Linked DNA regions of Homo sapiens: region 1 is linked to region 2. The links are chromatin loops, found by intact Hi-C in ENCODE. Cell type or tissue: Calu3. All regions are shown on one strand.

Region 1 (8,000 bases), 130 kb after region 2:
GAACCTCCCCCTTATTGTCAGAGTGACTAGAAATAAATTCATACCCCCACACAAGCCAGTCTTTAAAAAAAAGAAAGAAAAGAAAATGAACTCTCTGAAATCGTGGTGCTGAATAGAGAGGGGAACGTGACTCTTAAGGATTTGTAACCCTAATGGCCCACATCTGCATTTGCAGCCCAAATTCACACGGCCTGGGTATCTAAAATCCTTAAGTGAAGAATTTAATTTAAAGTAGTCCCAGACAAGTAGTGAGCTTAAGTGCTTAAGAAAAACAAATACAAATTCCCTCTGGAGGAACTCTGACCTTTATCTCAGGTCTCAAAGAATCACTCTCTCAACCAACCAAATGAGTAGCTCACAGTCAAAATTCACACACACACACACACACACACACACACACACACACACACCCCGAGGCACTGTGAATGAAAACCTAAAGAAAAAAATAGATGGCATAATCAGGCCCTCAAATAGTTCAGATATTACAATTATCAGGCATAGAATGTAAAACATGTTTACTGTGTTTCAATAATGGAAAGAGAGGCTTGCAAATACCAGTAAAGACCAAGGAAAATTTTTAAAGGGTCAAATAGAGCCCTTAGGAATCAAAATATGATCATTTGAATTTCAAACACATTAGCTTTGTAGAGGATTAGACATAGCTGGAAAGAGAATTAGTGAATTGAAAGGTAAAATTGAAGAAATTACCCAGAACGCCACACAGAGGGGTTAGAGATGGAAAATACAACAGAAAGGCTAAGAAGAATGGAGGATACAATAAATGATCTAACTTACATTTAACTGAGATTCCAGAAGCAAAGAATGGAGCAGATGCAATATTTGAAGAGATAATGGCTGAGAACGTTCCAGAATTAATCAAAAACTCCATAGATTAAAGAAGACAAATGAAATCCAGCAGGATAAATAAATAGAAATTCAAACCCAGATAGGTCATAGTAAAACTTCAGAATACCAAAGAAAAACAGAGTATTTTAAAGGCAACCAAAGAAGAAAAACAGACTACCTTCAAGGTACCAACATTTAAACTTACAGGTGATTTCTCAATGATCACAGTGGATCCCAAAGTCAATAGACTGAAAGTACTGAAAGGTACTTCAAAGTACTGAAAGTAAATGGCAACCTAGAATTCCATATTAAGCAAAAATATCTTTTAAGAACAAGAATGATACAGACATGTTCAGGCTATTTAATTAGTCAATGCCACTAGGGATAAGTAGGAAAAAAAGATGAAGAAAGAAGTTCAGGTGAACAATGTAGTGAGTTGCAGGGCACATATGTCCCGTTTAAGGCAGGGAGCTTTCTCAGTTCCCACTGATTGTTGCCAGGTGCAATCAACAAAAACTGGAAATTCATGTTTGCAAGAAACATTTCAATGTTTAAGTCTTAACAATCAGATGTTTAAAGAAACTCTGAGTGGGTCAAACAAATCAAGGCTGGGAACAGAATGCAGCAGATGGATCATGGGTATACTATCGGTTTGGAGGGATGAAATGATTGACAAGTCAGATGGACCAGGAAAAGGGGTGTTAAAGTGGCCAGGGCAGCACTAGAAAAGGTTCTGCTGCCAATCTCAGTGACTCAGGTCCAAGATTGGCAGGTAGCCCTCACTCCTGCGCAGAAAGATTCCCATCTTTTTCTCTAGGAGCTGTACCCAAATTTACGGCATCTTGTACTCAGGAGAAGGTGCCAGGCCAAAGTTCCTCTGTCTGGAAAACCTTTTACCTCCTTTCTCTTAGTAAATGCCTTTCCTCCACACTTCCACCCAGGCACCTCCTGACTTTCCCTCCATGCTGCCTGTGCTCACTGGCAGATTCAGCCACACAAAACAACTGTTGATGGTCCATCTCCCACTCTCCTGCAGGCCTGACTATGACCCAGGGCCTGGCCCCTTGAAGGGCACAGAGTTGGTACCTAGTGGACAATAGCTGAGGTTCCCAGAAAGGTACAGAGAGGGGCAGGGGCCAAGGCCTGAGGAGTGCAGATGTTGCCATATTATGTATGCAATGATGGTGTACGCACAGGGTGGATATATTATGCAAGGGCCTCTAGGCTGGATGCATAAGTGGTCATAAAGAGCATTAATAAGCAAAAAATGAGAAGGAAGTAGGCTGTTTTTATGCATGGGGTGGGAGAAGGAGAGAGGTGAGAATAGTAGCTGGCCTGAGGATGATGACTGGTTATCCTCCAAGGCTCACCAGGGTGTCTAGGCATGGGGTTCCCATGGTGGGCAAGACCACTTACAACCAGGGGGTGGAAACAAACTCTAAATAAATAACCACACCATGAATTATTTCATTACCATGGTGATAAGGGCCATACGGAGAAAAGTGAGCAGTTAGGCCCCACCCCACCAAATGATTTAACGATTCTTTTTAAACTTGTGTTTTTAATAATTATTTGATTCATTTAAATTTTATTATGCCATTAATTTACATAATTCAAAATTCAAAAGGAACACAGAGCCTCCTACCCATCCAGCCCTTTGCAAGAACCGCTGTTTGCAGTTTCTTATGTCTCTTTCTAGAGACACGCTTATGTCACGTCCATGTAAGCAAGTATGTATGTGCATGTACAGCTGACCCTTGAACAACACGGGTCTGAACGGCTTGGGCTAAGTTCTCAGGGAGTCAAAAGTTATATGAGGATTTCTGACTGTGTGGTGGTCAGCACCCCTAACCCCCACATTGCTCAAGGGTCATCTGTATACACATATACACACTCATATATATTTATATACACTTTATTTCTCTTTTTTACACACGTAGTAGTCTACTGTCTTGCACTTTGCTATATCTCTGACAGTAGATTTTAGAGATAAAGGAAATGACGTGTGAACTTGGACCTGGAGGATGAGTTGGAGGTGAGAGGTGAGAGAGCAGAGAAGGCCATTCCAGGCAGGGGAAACAGCTGGTTCTAGATGCACCTTGGGGAGGTGGGGGAGGCCAACAGGGGAAGGGGTACAGAGCATATGCCTGGCCCAGGGTTGTGTCCCTCCCAGTGGGCAGTCTGTGCCCAATGAGTGATTGGTGGGAAGGTACCAAGGCCTGGCTCTCTTGCTCAGCAGGGATCAGCCCCTCCCCAGGGCTCCCCAGAGGGTCGGCTGAGGCCTTTCCAGCAGCTGCATTGCAGCTCCACTTCTCCCTCTGCCCAGTCCTGCTCCCTCACTCCTGCACACCCCCGTAAGCCTCCTGCACAGCAATTTCCAGCTCAGTCTGTCTCTAGAGACCCTGGCCTAGGACAATGAAGAGTAGCCCAAGAGTACAGCGCTGGAGTTTGACACACCAGGTCAGGTCCAGCTGCGCCCCCTACTGACCATGCAACTGTGGCTATGGCCTGAGCCTCCGTTTCCCATCTAGAAAATGAGGACTATGATACCTGTCCTACTCTGCTGGAGGTCTGGTGTAAGATGATATTTGGGGAAACCCTGGTAGACAGTGATGTCACCTTATGCCACATTACTTGCAGCTGAGCCCCTGTCATGTGTCCCCTCGAGCCCCTGTCATGTGTCCCCTCATAATCCCCGCCTCCTGCCCCCACTCTAGGCTGGCCTGTGCTACAAAAGCACCAGGCTGCTCCCCTCCTCTCATCCCATCTTTCCCAGTTCAAGGCCCACCCCCTCCAGGAAGCCTTCCCTGATGGTCACACATTCATTCTTCTGCCTCCCTTTCCTCTGTAATCCCAGAGTGCCTAGAGTCTCCACCAAATAACCTGTTCATTCAGTAATTCACATCAAAACATCCCTAGATGCAGAGGAGACAGGGACTAGTACCTCTGGAAATAAGGACCCCAAAGAGGCAGACCCCAAAGATGAAATTGATTCAGAGTCTTGTGTTTAATAATGTCTTCGCAGCTTAATTCTCCCATTTATCCATTCAATAAGTTGTCACTGACATCTACATAATGACAGGACAGGCGTGGCTCCAGGAGCTTAGGGTCAAGTGGGTCTGACCTGAAAATCTACATAAACTCTGTCTTCTACTCCAAATATATTGATGCTTCTTTTAATATAAAATTTTTCTTTCTCCATCCATTTGCAAATAAAATTAGTCCCCCAGGAAGATAAGTCAGACTTCTCTGTGGCTTCTCAAGTGCCAGCTGGGCATGAGCATCTCAGACTGAGACGCCTGGACAACCTCCTGTTCAAATGTGGCTTTGTCATAGAATTGGAGCACCCTGAGGGCAGGATGACACCCATCTGGAGTAAGGGACTCCAGCATGACCACCCACAATGGCAGATGTGCCTACCTGGCAACCACGCCCATCCCACCCCACACTGCTTCTCTGCCCACACAGCCCCAATCTGTTCAGACAGCCAGTGGAGGTAGGACCATCTCCTGCCTCGGGGCATGAATCATTGCTGGGCTGGGGCAGTCAAACAGCCTCACCTGCCCTGGCTGACTCTGGCCAATGAGATGGAAGGGGAAGTTGGCTTGGGAGCAGGTGGGAATATCCTCTCAAACAAAGAGCTTTCAGCTCCTCCTCCCTTGCACCTGCCTGGAATGTCGCAGACATGGCAGCCTGAGCACAAAAGGTCAATGCAGGACGGATGGCCAAAGACAGAAAAAGCTGAGGTCTCTAATGGTGTCATTCATTCCCTGAGCCAACCAACTCTGCAACCACCAACTTTCAGACCACTTTTTATAAGAAAAACACACACCCAGCCAGGCGCAGTGGCTCACTCCTGTGATCCCAGCACTTTGGGAAGCCGAGGCAGGTGGATCACGAGGTCAGGAGATTGAGACCATGCTGGCTAACACGGTGAAACCCCGTCTCTACTAAAAATACAAAAATTAGCCGGGCATGGTGGCACATACCTGTAGTCCCAGCTACTCAGGAGGCTGAGGCAGGAGAATCACTTGAACCTGGGAGGCGGAGGTTGCCGTAAGCCGAGATCGCACCACTGCCCTCCAGCCTGGGTGACAGAGCAAGACTCCGTCCCACAAAAAAAAAAAAAAAAAAAGAAAAAAGAAACGAAAAGAAAGAAAAACACACACCCCTATTTGTGGACACCACTGCCAGCCAATTTTCTGTAACTTGCAGCCAATACACTCCTAAATGACACAGCCCTTTAGTGTGTACATGAACTTGTATGTAAGTTGCTCATTCAAGTCCCCATTTTACAGACATCAATGCATAGGAGAAAGTCAACACCTATTTGTAATAAAACCCCAGCAAACTAGGAATAGAAGGGAACATCCTTAACTCAACAGAATGTATATACCAAAAACCTACAGCAGGCATTGCACTTAATGAAAAAAACTTTAGACACAGTCCTTTTGAGATCAGAAACAAGATAGAGGATGCCCAGCATTGCTGATAATGTTTACAAATGACACAGTGGGTGGTCCAAAGGCACCCCCAAGGTCACCACCAGGAGATGGCAGAGCAGGGCCGGGCTCTGACCTCCTGACTCTCAGTCCTGCACGCGGCTGAAAGAGCTGTCAGAGCATTCCCTGAGTGCCACACAAACGCCGGGGCCCAGGGAGTGCCAGCCTCCCCAGCAGCCAGCCTGTCCTGTGCTGCCCAGCTCCTCTGAGTCTGGAAAAAGGTGATCCTGCGGCCCCTCTCTGGGTTGGAGGAACACCTCCTGTTAAGTTTCCTGCCGCTGCCTCCTCTTTCTCCTGCTCCCCTGGGAGATGGAGGAAGAGAGAGGACGGTACTTGGCAGGTGTCTTGCAAGCACTTTGGCCCTGTCTGCTTATCTGCGTCCCTACCACCTCGCCACGGCAAATTGCTTGTTGATAAATGAAGCTATTTAAGAGCAAATGATGCTGGCATTACAGTTATTAATGAGGACGACGTGGAGAGATATTTAAGAGCGGCTCGACTGTTCTCGCGTCCTCCCACCTGTGAGTAATGGGGCCACCATGCCTCAAGCCCTCACCCCCCACATCCAGATACAGGCCCTGGGACCACAGCTGCACGCTGTGGCCGTGGGAGGTGTGGAATGGTGGGAGGATCCCAGAACCATGATTTCCACAGGTGCGCTCGGGCTGGAGGACAAGACCCAGCACCTCCTTTGAAGGCTCCGCAGCAAGGATGTAAAAATGTGCATGTGAGGGGGCATGTGTGTGTGCACAGGCACATGTGTGTGGGGGGAGAGTGAACATGTGTGTGGGGGGAGAGTGAACACAGAAACACAGGAAATGTGTGTGAGCATGTACACCAAAACAGTGATTTTTGCATTACCTAGTCCCAGGACTGGCACTTAAACTCTCTATGCCTCAGTTCCCCACCTGAAAAATGGGTGTAGGATTGCATCCACCACACAGGCCACTAGGAGGATTAAATCAGCTGATGCACCTAAAAGGCTGAGCCCAGGGACCAGCCCTTAGGACGGCGAAGGCCCAGGAAAGGGTGAGGAGCTTCTCCCTCATCCCATGACTGCAGTGATTAAGACGCACTTGCACGTGGGAGCTAGTGGGGGAAAGTGCCAGAGTGGAAGAAGAGAGATGGTGCTCGCCTGGGTTCTTGAGGGAGGCTGGGAACAGGGCAGAGAGACTGGCAAAGTGAGGAGCAAGATGAGGGGCGGGGTTGAGACCCAGCTGGGAATCACCAGAATAGCCACACTGGTTGTTAAAATGTCCAACACCATCTGCAGATTGATAAAGAGCTGCTGTCCTAGGCACTCCCACCCCGCTGCCTGGGCCTGCTCCCCAAAAAGTTCAACCCTCCCCACCAGCCTCTTGTGGGCTTGGGTGTCCCATGCTGGATAGGTAAGTGAGCATGTTGAACGTCACCCCTGGAAGGGTGAGAGTGAATGCACAGTTATGCTGGGGTGGGTCACCAAGTCCTAAGGACAGCCTGGCATCCAGGGAGCTTCCCAGAAGGCAAAGCCCCCAGCCCCAGCCTTACTGGCACCCAGGCCCCAGCTGAGTTGTGATTTAATGTTAGACCCCTGCCTCCATCCGCCAGGACGGGCCACTGAACAGCATTTTTGTATCTTCTGCAAAACTGCAGCTGAAGATGCTGTTGACTGCACCTCTCAATGTCCTTTGTACCAAGACCCACATGATCAATTCCTGCTGGAGATTTACTTCCACAGAGAAAAACTGCTCTACAGATTAATGGGCACGCTTTCTGTTGCCTGGAAACACTTCAGGATGGCTCCCTCTTGGATTTAACTGTCAGAAAACTTAGGGCCAAATGCAATGCCCCAAATGTTGTAATCCGCTCAACTCGGGCACCTGACACCACCTAATCCCTCTGCTTCCTCCGGATGAGCCACAATATTTTATCCTCCTGTGTCTCCATTCGCACTCGGCTTTTCCTGCTAAGTGCCCCCAGGTCTTTTTGGAGGCAAGAGATCTGAAACAAACCAGCCCAGCAGCATTGATGATACCCCTAACCCCTCCACCTGCCCAGCAGTCCAGTGCCCCCACAGGTGGTCCTGAGCACTGGCACACCCCCACCAATGGGGTGGAGGAGGCAGCCTCTCCCATTCCTATGGGGCCTGTCCCCCCAACCTCAGGTGTCCACTATGGCCTAGAGAACAGGAGGCTTCCCAAGGGTCAAGAAACTTCTGGCATCAACTTTAAAGCAGTCCTATGCTAAGAAGAAGAAGATAGAGAGGTATCTTTGTTGGGGCAGGGGTCCAGGTAGGTGGGGAGGGGTAGACCTGCAAGGGATTCTGGGACCTGAGGTCCTTTATGACAGGGAACTCTACTTTGGAAGTTCAATACTAGAGGGAATAAAGAAATGCAAAGGGAGAAAGGAGAGAAGGGGAGGGAAAGAGACAGAGGGAGAAAAGGAGGGAGGAAGAAAGTGACGAAGGGAGCAAGGAAGAAAGAGAGGGAAGGCAGAAAGGAGGAAGGAAGGTGGGGGAAGGCTTTGGCAGTGGGCCTCATACCTGGAAGCCCGCTATGGTCATGGGGATGGCGAATCACAGAATGGGGACCGCCACCAGGGACTTGGCCAGGCCCTCATTGCGAAGGGCCTCAGTCAGGCTCCTGATGCTCTGGACGGGGAGGGTGGGAAGAG
Region 2 (8,000 bases):
AAACTTCTAACCTCTTGATCTGCCGGCCTCCCAAAGGGCTGGGATTACAGATGTGAGCCACTGCACCTGGCCTTATTTCTACCTTTTAAAATTGCTATTTTTGTACATGCTTTACAATATCCCTACTAGATTAGTATGATGATCATGTATGTAACTTCTAAATAATAACCACACATATGGAAACATGTGCTTACATGTTTTTTGCAGGGTGTAGGGGATAATCCAAAAGTAGAGACTAGTGATTTTTTTTTCAGCCTTATTTATCCTCAGAACCTACCAGGAGTGGGGTGCCGCAATGTTTGTTTCTATTTTATAGCTGAGGACCTGAACAGCCCAGGCAGGGTGGTGGGTCTGGATGGGTGGTGGGTCTGCATGGGCCATGTGTCCAGGGACTCACCTCATCCTTGTCCACCACCTGGATGAAGAGTGGAAGGGCAAAGCCGACCTGTGCCAGCTCAGTGATGGCCACGCTGTACTCGGAGCTGTTGAACTCCGGGGCATTGTCATTGATGTCAATAACCAGGATATTGAAGGTCGTGGTGACTGTAGCGTCAGATGGGGTGCGGTCATCGTTCAGCTCCGTGCCCTATGGACAGAGATCAGTCACCCCGGAGTGAAGGCAGCTAATCACAGCAACAGCTCTTGCTTACCAAAGACTTTCTCAGCACCAGCCACTGTGCCTCAATGTGAATGATCCCATCTAATCCTCACCACAACTCCAGGAGGAGGATTTTATCATTAGTATCCCCATTTTAGTGATAAGGAAACTGAGGTTCAGAGAGACTAAGTAACTTGTATAAGGATTCACAGCCAGGGTAGATTTTAAGCTCAGGTAGTAGGATCCTAGGACTGACAGCAGATGGATGAGATGGGGTAGGGAGGACAAGACAGATCTGGGGGTTCATCGAGGGACAAGAGGGAAGTCTTCATTCTCTTTGGCAGATTGTGAAACTGAGGCCAAGAATGTTTGTGCTGGTGGTTAATCAAGACTTAACTGAGCATCTGCTATGGGCTGAACCCTGTGCTCGACTCTGAGGGTCAGCACAGATGGACTGATTCAGATACCTGGGTGTCCAGTCTCTGGGCCAGAGCCATGGGCCCAAAAGTGCCCATTCCCAGTTCTGAGTCAGCCTTCTGAATCTGAATCTCTCTGGGTGAGAGACACAGGAACAGATACCTTTCAATAGCTTTCCAGGGGATTCGGGTTCACAGCCAAGTGTGAGAACACACCCTCACATTTTATATAAAGACAGAAAAACTGAGTTCAAGTCCCGCAGTGGGGTGCTGGGACCAGGGGGCAGCTCTCTCTGGTAGAGCTGACCACCTCACTTCCATGGCAGGAGAGCAGACAGGAGGGAAGGATGGTGGTGGGAGCACGCCCTCCCATGGCTAACCCACACCTGAACAGCAGGGCCTCCCAAGGTCAAGGACAGCAATTAAGGGCCAGGCTGGGCTGCACCATCCTCCCCATGGCGCTGGAAGGGCCTCCTTCCCAGAGCCCCTGGCCTCAGTCTTTGGGCCACCCGTTTCTCTCAATCAACGGCTGATGGCCTGGGCTGGGAAGACCCCCCGTGGCTCAGACAGGATCCATACCCCTAAACGGGTTTCTCAGGGAATGGCTCTGCAAGTCACTGATTTGAATTGAAACCGACCGTGAGTGGCAGGCGGCTGCAGCGGGTGCGGGACTGTAGCTCTGCCTCACATCCTGGGGTGGAGACCCCAGCACATTGCTGTTGCATTGCTCCCTGCTGCATTGCTGTTTCTTAACAGGAAGTCATGGCACTTGGAAGTGGGACAGAACCCCAGAAATGGGGCAAATTCCAGAATTCCAGGTGGCTGCAACAGAGAACTTGGAATCCTGGGACAACAGTAAGGAAGGACCACAGGATGAGCACCTACTGTGTGCCTCCCGCTGAGAGGGGATAAAAGTTCCAACCCGTGTGGTTGTTGATGATGGATGCGGCAGGCCCAGCACACCTACAACTTCATAACGTGGGTGCCTTCCTGATGGGGCCCTGGGCACAGCCCCGGGAGGCAGTGCAGGGTGAGAGCACGGAAGCGAAGTGCTTCCGGCGCCACCACCGGGGGCAGGAGCCCTCGGACACTGCTGGAGGTTGGCATCCGAGTAGGGGCATCTCCTCTACCTGGGGTGAAGGTGCCCACCCAGGTCTCACCTTCACAGTCAGGATGAAGCCATGGCTGTACAGGGGGTTCTCCCGGTCCAGCAGGCCATTCAAGGTCAGCACTCCGCTGATGTAGTCCAGGGCAAAGATGCTGTTGGTATTCCCTGCAAGAGAGAGAAGCATTCAGGTGTGACCAGGCACAGGGCAGGGGGGCATGGAGCTGGGGGCAGGGGGGCATGGAGCTGGGGCCAGGGCTCCTCTCTGGGCATTAAAGACTCATCAGTTACTTGAAATGAATGCTGGTTCAAGAGTAATAGAAAGAGCCCTGGAGTCCATGGAGCAGCCGGCAGACAGCAACGGGTCCCAGAAGGAGAACAGCATGGCCTTTCCAATCTCCTTCTGGTCTCTGTGACCCAGCCAGGGAGAAAGTCTTGGTTTGGTGCTACTATGCTTTAACACTTCTCTAGACTCGCTTGATTTCTTTTTTAACAAAGAGAGAGCAGGCTTCAGGCTCAGAGCCTTCCAAAGGGAGTGGACGCCAGCCAGGATGCAATAACCTGGTTTTGTTTCTCTTGTGCTTATTTTTATGGTGACATTCTATTCTAGTCTAGTCTAGTCTAGTATATTCTATTCTAATTTTTTATTTATGACCGTGATGTAAAGTTTCCTTTTACAAAAAATGTAAATTAAAGACATAATTTTAAAAAAGTACTATGTTAAGTACTTATTAAAATTTAAGATATGTATTAAAGTACTGGCAAAAATTATCTATGAGCCACACTTGCCTCAAACCGATGTCTCTGTAAACCCACCCCTCTCCCTCTGCCACCTTCAATTTCTGCTTTCTCTCCACAGAAACTCACACTGGCGTCCTTGGGTTTCTCCAGATCACTATGCTCTTTCCTGCCTCCTCATCTTTTAGTGTCTGTCATTCTCTCTTGTCCTCATCCTCTGCCCAGCTCAGTGCCAGCCTCTTCTCCTCCTCCAGAAAGGCAGTCCTGACTTCTCTAGCTGGCCCTTTCTGGTCCCCACAGGCAGTAGCCACTGTTTTGTAACTAACTGTTCCCCAGTTGATTATTGGGTGTTCATTGGATCTCCCTTCCCGGCCCTCTGAAGATGGAGACCTTTCATGACTGTCCCTTAAGGTACCTGGCCAACGCTGGGCACACAGTGGCAGGCATGTTCCTCACCTGGGCCAGTCCTGCATGGGCCCCCACCTTGCCTATATGCCCTTCCCACATGTGAATTCACCTGGGAAAATCCCAATTCCACTCTGCTGTCTTCTTCACAAACCAGTTTGTTGGTTCATTCACATACTCACTCACTCCCATTCATTCACCCACCCAGCAATCTCTGGGGTAGGCTTTCCTATAGCAGGCCCTGAGCTGGGCATTGTTGGGCATGCAGATGTCAGCGTGCCAGGAATTCTGACACCAAAGCACTTTGCAGCCTGGTAAGTGATCTCTGGTACCCACCAGAATCGGCATCTCTGAGTTCACAGCAGGGAGGGGCTGTTTACAGATGGGAAAGCTCAAAGAAGGAAAGCTCCATAGAGGAGGGGTCATTAATTCCCTGGACCACTGACTGGCTGTGTGACCTTGGGCAACTTACCTAAACCCTCTGTGCTCTGGTTCCTCACTTGTAAAATACAGATAATAATGGCATCTGCCCCACAGGGTTATGAGAATTAAATAAGTGTGAAAGTATAGATATATTACTTTGGGACCATCCCCGGCACAAAATAAGGACTCAGTAGTGTTGTCGTTATTGTTTGAGGTGGTTCCTGGAGAATGGGCAGGACTGAGGAAGAGGATGGATGGACACCGATTCCACGTTAGAGAATTAATACCCAAGCCTTCAACACACGCAGGTGAACACCAGAATCACCGTGGAAGTGGCTGTAGCTCCCAGGTCTTCCCCTTCCCCAACTCTAAAGGGATCTGCATGTAGCAGAGGCTCATAGCCTCTCTTGGATTAACTAGGGAAAAAGTCAAGGGTGGGGCAATTTCCTCTTCTAACTTTAGACTTTGGGACAGAAGCTATTCTCAGCCAACCCATGCTGAGTCACCTGCCTGTGCTGGTCAGCAAGGCAGCTTACTTCTACCCAAGTTAGTGGCTAGTGGCCACTCTCACCTGTCCTCCCAGTCCACTGTATGGGCTGGGCAAGGCCAGGCAGAAGCTGCAGACAGTGGGGCCTGTTTAGAACTCAGTCTATCAGTCTATGCCTTCGGAATCTCTAACATGGGGCCAGCCCAGGAGGGGGTGTCACTGTAGCTATCCCCTTGCCTAAGGCTTCCTTTCCCAGCCATGGAGACTCCTAGGTCACTTCCTGCTGGGTTTTGTATGGCTGCGTTTGCATAGTGGGGAGTTGGGGGGACAGGATTGCAAGGAGGCATATAAATGTATGATAGAAGGGAGTTTCTTTAGCTGGGAATTTTGCTGCTAGAGAAACGAGATGTGTGTTTTCATCTGTTCATTCATTCAACAAACAGTTATTGTGCTTCTCTAATGAGCATACAGGCTGGGCGCGGTGGCTCATGCCTGTAATCCCAGCACTTTGGGAGGCGGAGATGGGCAGATCACTTGAAGTCAGGAGTTCAAGACCAGCCTGGCCAACATGGCAAAACCCCATCTCTACTAAAAATACAAAAAACAGCTGGGTGTGGTGGCGCATGCCTGTAATTCCAGCTACTCAGGAGGCTGAGGCATGAGAATCGCTTGAAGCTGGGAGGCGGAGGTTGCAGTGAGCCGAGATCACACCACTGCACTCCAGCCTGGGCGACAGAGCAAGACTGTCTCAAAAACAAATGGCGATACATTTTAATGGGGGCCACAGCACTCAACGTACAGGGTGATCAGTGCTGAGGCTGGGTGAAGCAGAGGCAGTGCAGGGCCCTGTAGGGGCTGAGGTCCTCTGAGCCCCTAAGGCTCAGCTGAAGGGCTGCCCTGAGGCAAGACCTCAGAGCCTCCGGCCTCCCACTCCTGCCCCAACACACTCACAGGCAGGGGTCCCCTCCCCAGCCCCCCCACAGACAGCATCCCAGCATTCCAGATTTTCATATAAATTTACTTTTTTAAATAAAGGAGCCTATCAAATGTTTAGCTAAATGTGATTCAATTTTTATCTTTGTGAGATTTTTCTTATAAATCATTCACAAACCTGAAGCCCCTTGTTGAATGACGTGCTTTCATTTTTGGTTTGAAAAACAGGGTTTTCAACCCTGGAACACTCACTTGTATTTCTTCACTCAGCTCCTATGCCCCGTTCACGTACACACTGCCCACTCCAAACCCGGCATCTGTCCCCAGCACATAAGACACCCCATGCCCCGACCTAGGCAACCTTCTCCAACAAACCTGCAGGCAAGTACCCCCCACACAGTCCACATTCAACCAAACTCAAGACACACATACATACACACACACACACACACACACACTTCTTTTTCACACATCTGTTTGCATGGAGTACACCTTCCCACCTCCTGCCAAGCACGAGTGATTAACTCCCCAGACCAACAGCCAGAAAGAGCTATACCTAGGGAGCCGACAAGGCCACCTGAGAGAGGACTGACTCAGTGAGATGCTCGGTAAGATGTTCTTACTGTCACCATAGCAACACTGGTACTCTCTGGGATGCTGCTAGGCTTGGGTAGGGGCAGGAGATGAGCCCTGCCTCCAAAGCTGGAAAGGCCAAGGGCACGTCTCATTCAAAGATTCATTGGTTTTTTTAATTCACTCATTCCTTCAAGTTCATATTGAGCACCTACTATGCGCAAGGTGTTGGAGAATCGGTAAAGAAAAGCAGGCAAGGTTGATGCCTTCAGTCTCATATGAATTGTCTGTGAAGACAGACATTCATGATAAAACCACACAATTGAAAGTGTAAGTACTCGCTGAGCTAAGGCCCCTGAAGAAAAGCAATTCGGAAAAGAAATGGTTAAGATTACACCCTCTGGAGGCAGACAGCACGGGTTCAAATCATGGGTCTGCTACTTACTGGCTGTGTGAACTTGATCAAGTGACTTATATGTGGGCCTCAGTTGCTTGGTCTGTAAAAGGGGGGCAATAATAGAACCCACCCCAGGCTGTCACTTTAAGGATTAAATAAGTTAATATAGTGCTGGGGACACAGGAAACTCCCAACAAATGTTGGCTGCCTGTGCTTTACCAAGATGGTACCACCATGGTCTCTCCCCACCACCCCAGCAGCCTGTGCCTACAGCTGTTTTCCCAGCAGTGACACTGAGCCAACCCCACACTTTTGCCAGGAGAGCCTCGCCACAGAGAGCTAGTGTTTACAGGCTGCCCTGAACTGAGGCTGAGAACAAAACCCTCAGGCCCACACACAGGGCCCTGAACCCAGAGCTCTGACCTCTGCTCCCCCCTCATTCAGGATGGTGGGTGCGGAGGGGAACTCCACATCCCTGCCTCGCTCCCTTCACTTCTTCCCTCACTTCCACGTCCTCCCCTCCACAGGCGCTGTGGGCTTGGCAGCCACACATGCAAGTTTCTCTGCTCTCCTGGAAACTGATACCTCCGTGTCGGCCTTCTGGTCTCCCAGACATTCTTCATCCAATTCCCATGGGGGGCTGGGGGGCTGGGGGCGCTCACCAGGGAAGCCTTTCATCTGTTCAGCCCCACTTCTGCTGAGCAGAAGGGCAGCTGCTTCCCCTGGGTGGACAGGTGCTGTCCTGAGTTCCAGGGTCGGGGAGTATCTGGTAGGGGAGGGGTTTTGGGGTGGGGTGGTGGCTGCACTTTTACCACCGTAAGGATTCTGGGAACTGGTGATTCAAATTGATCACAAAAGAAAAAAGCAGGTCATTACTGGCCCTGCTGGTTTTCCTGGGGGCAGCCACCTCCTCTAGGAGCTCCAGGAATCAAGACCTTTTCAGATTTGCAAGAGAGAGGCTGGGAGGAATGAATCATGTGTGAAAGGCTGCTGGGCAGGGGTCGGGGGGTGGGGATTGCAGCCTTCATTCTCCTATTTATTAAAAAGTAGCAGCCACTACTTATCAAACACTTACCATGTACCAGGCACTGAGCTAAGCTGTTTGCACAATCACATCACCTATTCGTTGCAACCACCTTATAAGAAGATATCCCATCTTCTGTGTGAGAAAGCAGGCTCAGAGATGCTCAATAACTTGCCTAAGGTCACATGGCTAGCAAGTGGCCAGCTTGGACTTAGATTTACATTTCTTTTTCTCTCCCTGCAAGCATTCGCCTTCCACACATTTGTGCACATTCTGCACCTGGCCCTGTGCTATGGGGCAAGGAAATAGGATGAGGCAAATAAGAGATCATCATCCTTCATAGAGTGGAGTGTCAACAAAGTGGCTTCTTCCTCAAGAGGGAGTCCTAGGGCTGGGCACAGTGGCTCATGCCTGTAATCCCAGCACATTGGGAGGCCGAGGTGGACAGATTACTTGAGGTCAGCATTTCAAGACCAGCATGGCCAACACAGTGAACCTTATCTCTATTAAAAATATAAAAATTAGCCGGGCATGCTGGCAGGTGCCTATAATTCCAGCTACTCGGGAGGCTGAGCAGGAGAATTGTTTGAACCTGGGAGACGGAGGTTGCAGTGAGCCAAGATCATGCCACTGAACTCCAGCCTGGGTGATAGAGTGAGACTCCGTCTCTCTCTCTCTCGTCTCTCTGTCTCTCTCACACACACACACACACACACACACACACACACACACACACACACGGGGGAGTCCTTACACATTCTGGAAAGTTCTAGATAAATTCCTCCATGGTAGAGTTTTACATAGCAGCAGAATGTCCATGTTGCGATGTCTTCCAGGTAGCTGGGGAGGTGGCCTACCATGGGGACTGGTGGGGGAAGGTAAGGCAAGAGACAAGAGCTGT

What was found. Peaks named below come from ENCODE experiments on the same cell type or tissue, not always from the same donor. Only the 100,000 strongest peaks of a DNase experiment are listed, where the experiment ranks them.
Region 1: it touches region 2 in a loop (8-fold over the local background); 11 of 110 quality-filtered maps call a loop at or near these places.

Annotation. Positions count from the first base shown.
Region 1 is chr10:71,482,005-71,490,004 of GRCh38, reverse strand. The region is part of intron 3 of CDH23 (cadherin related 23); the gene reads right to left. Among named protein-coding and RNA genes, the nearest start is that of CDH23-AS1, 26 kb to the left of the region's middle. RefSeq lists enhancers at 2,605-3,105, 3,106-3,606. In Calu3, a CTCF peak has its summit at 3,309 (motif pointing left); a DNase peak (open chromatin) is centred at 3,314.
Region 2 is chr10:71,609,791-71,617,790 of GRCh38, reverse strand. CDH23 (cadherin related 23) reads right to left here. Exons shown (of 70, transcript NM_022124.6): 10 at 2,175-2,287; 11 at 398-586. Among named protein-coding and RNA genes, the nearest start is that of CDH23-AS1, 100 kb to the right of the region's middle. RefSeq lists an enhancer at 4,985-5,499. In Calu3, no CTCF peak of the experiment used is centred here; a DNase peak (open chromatin) is centred at 4,180.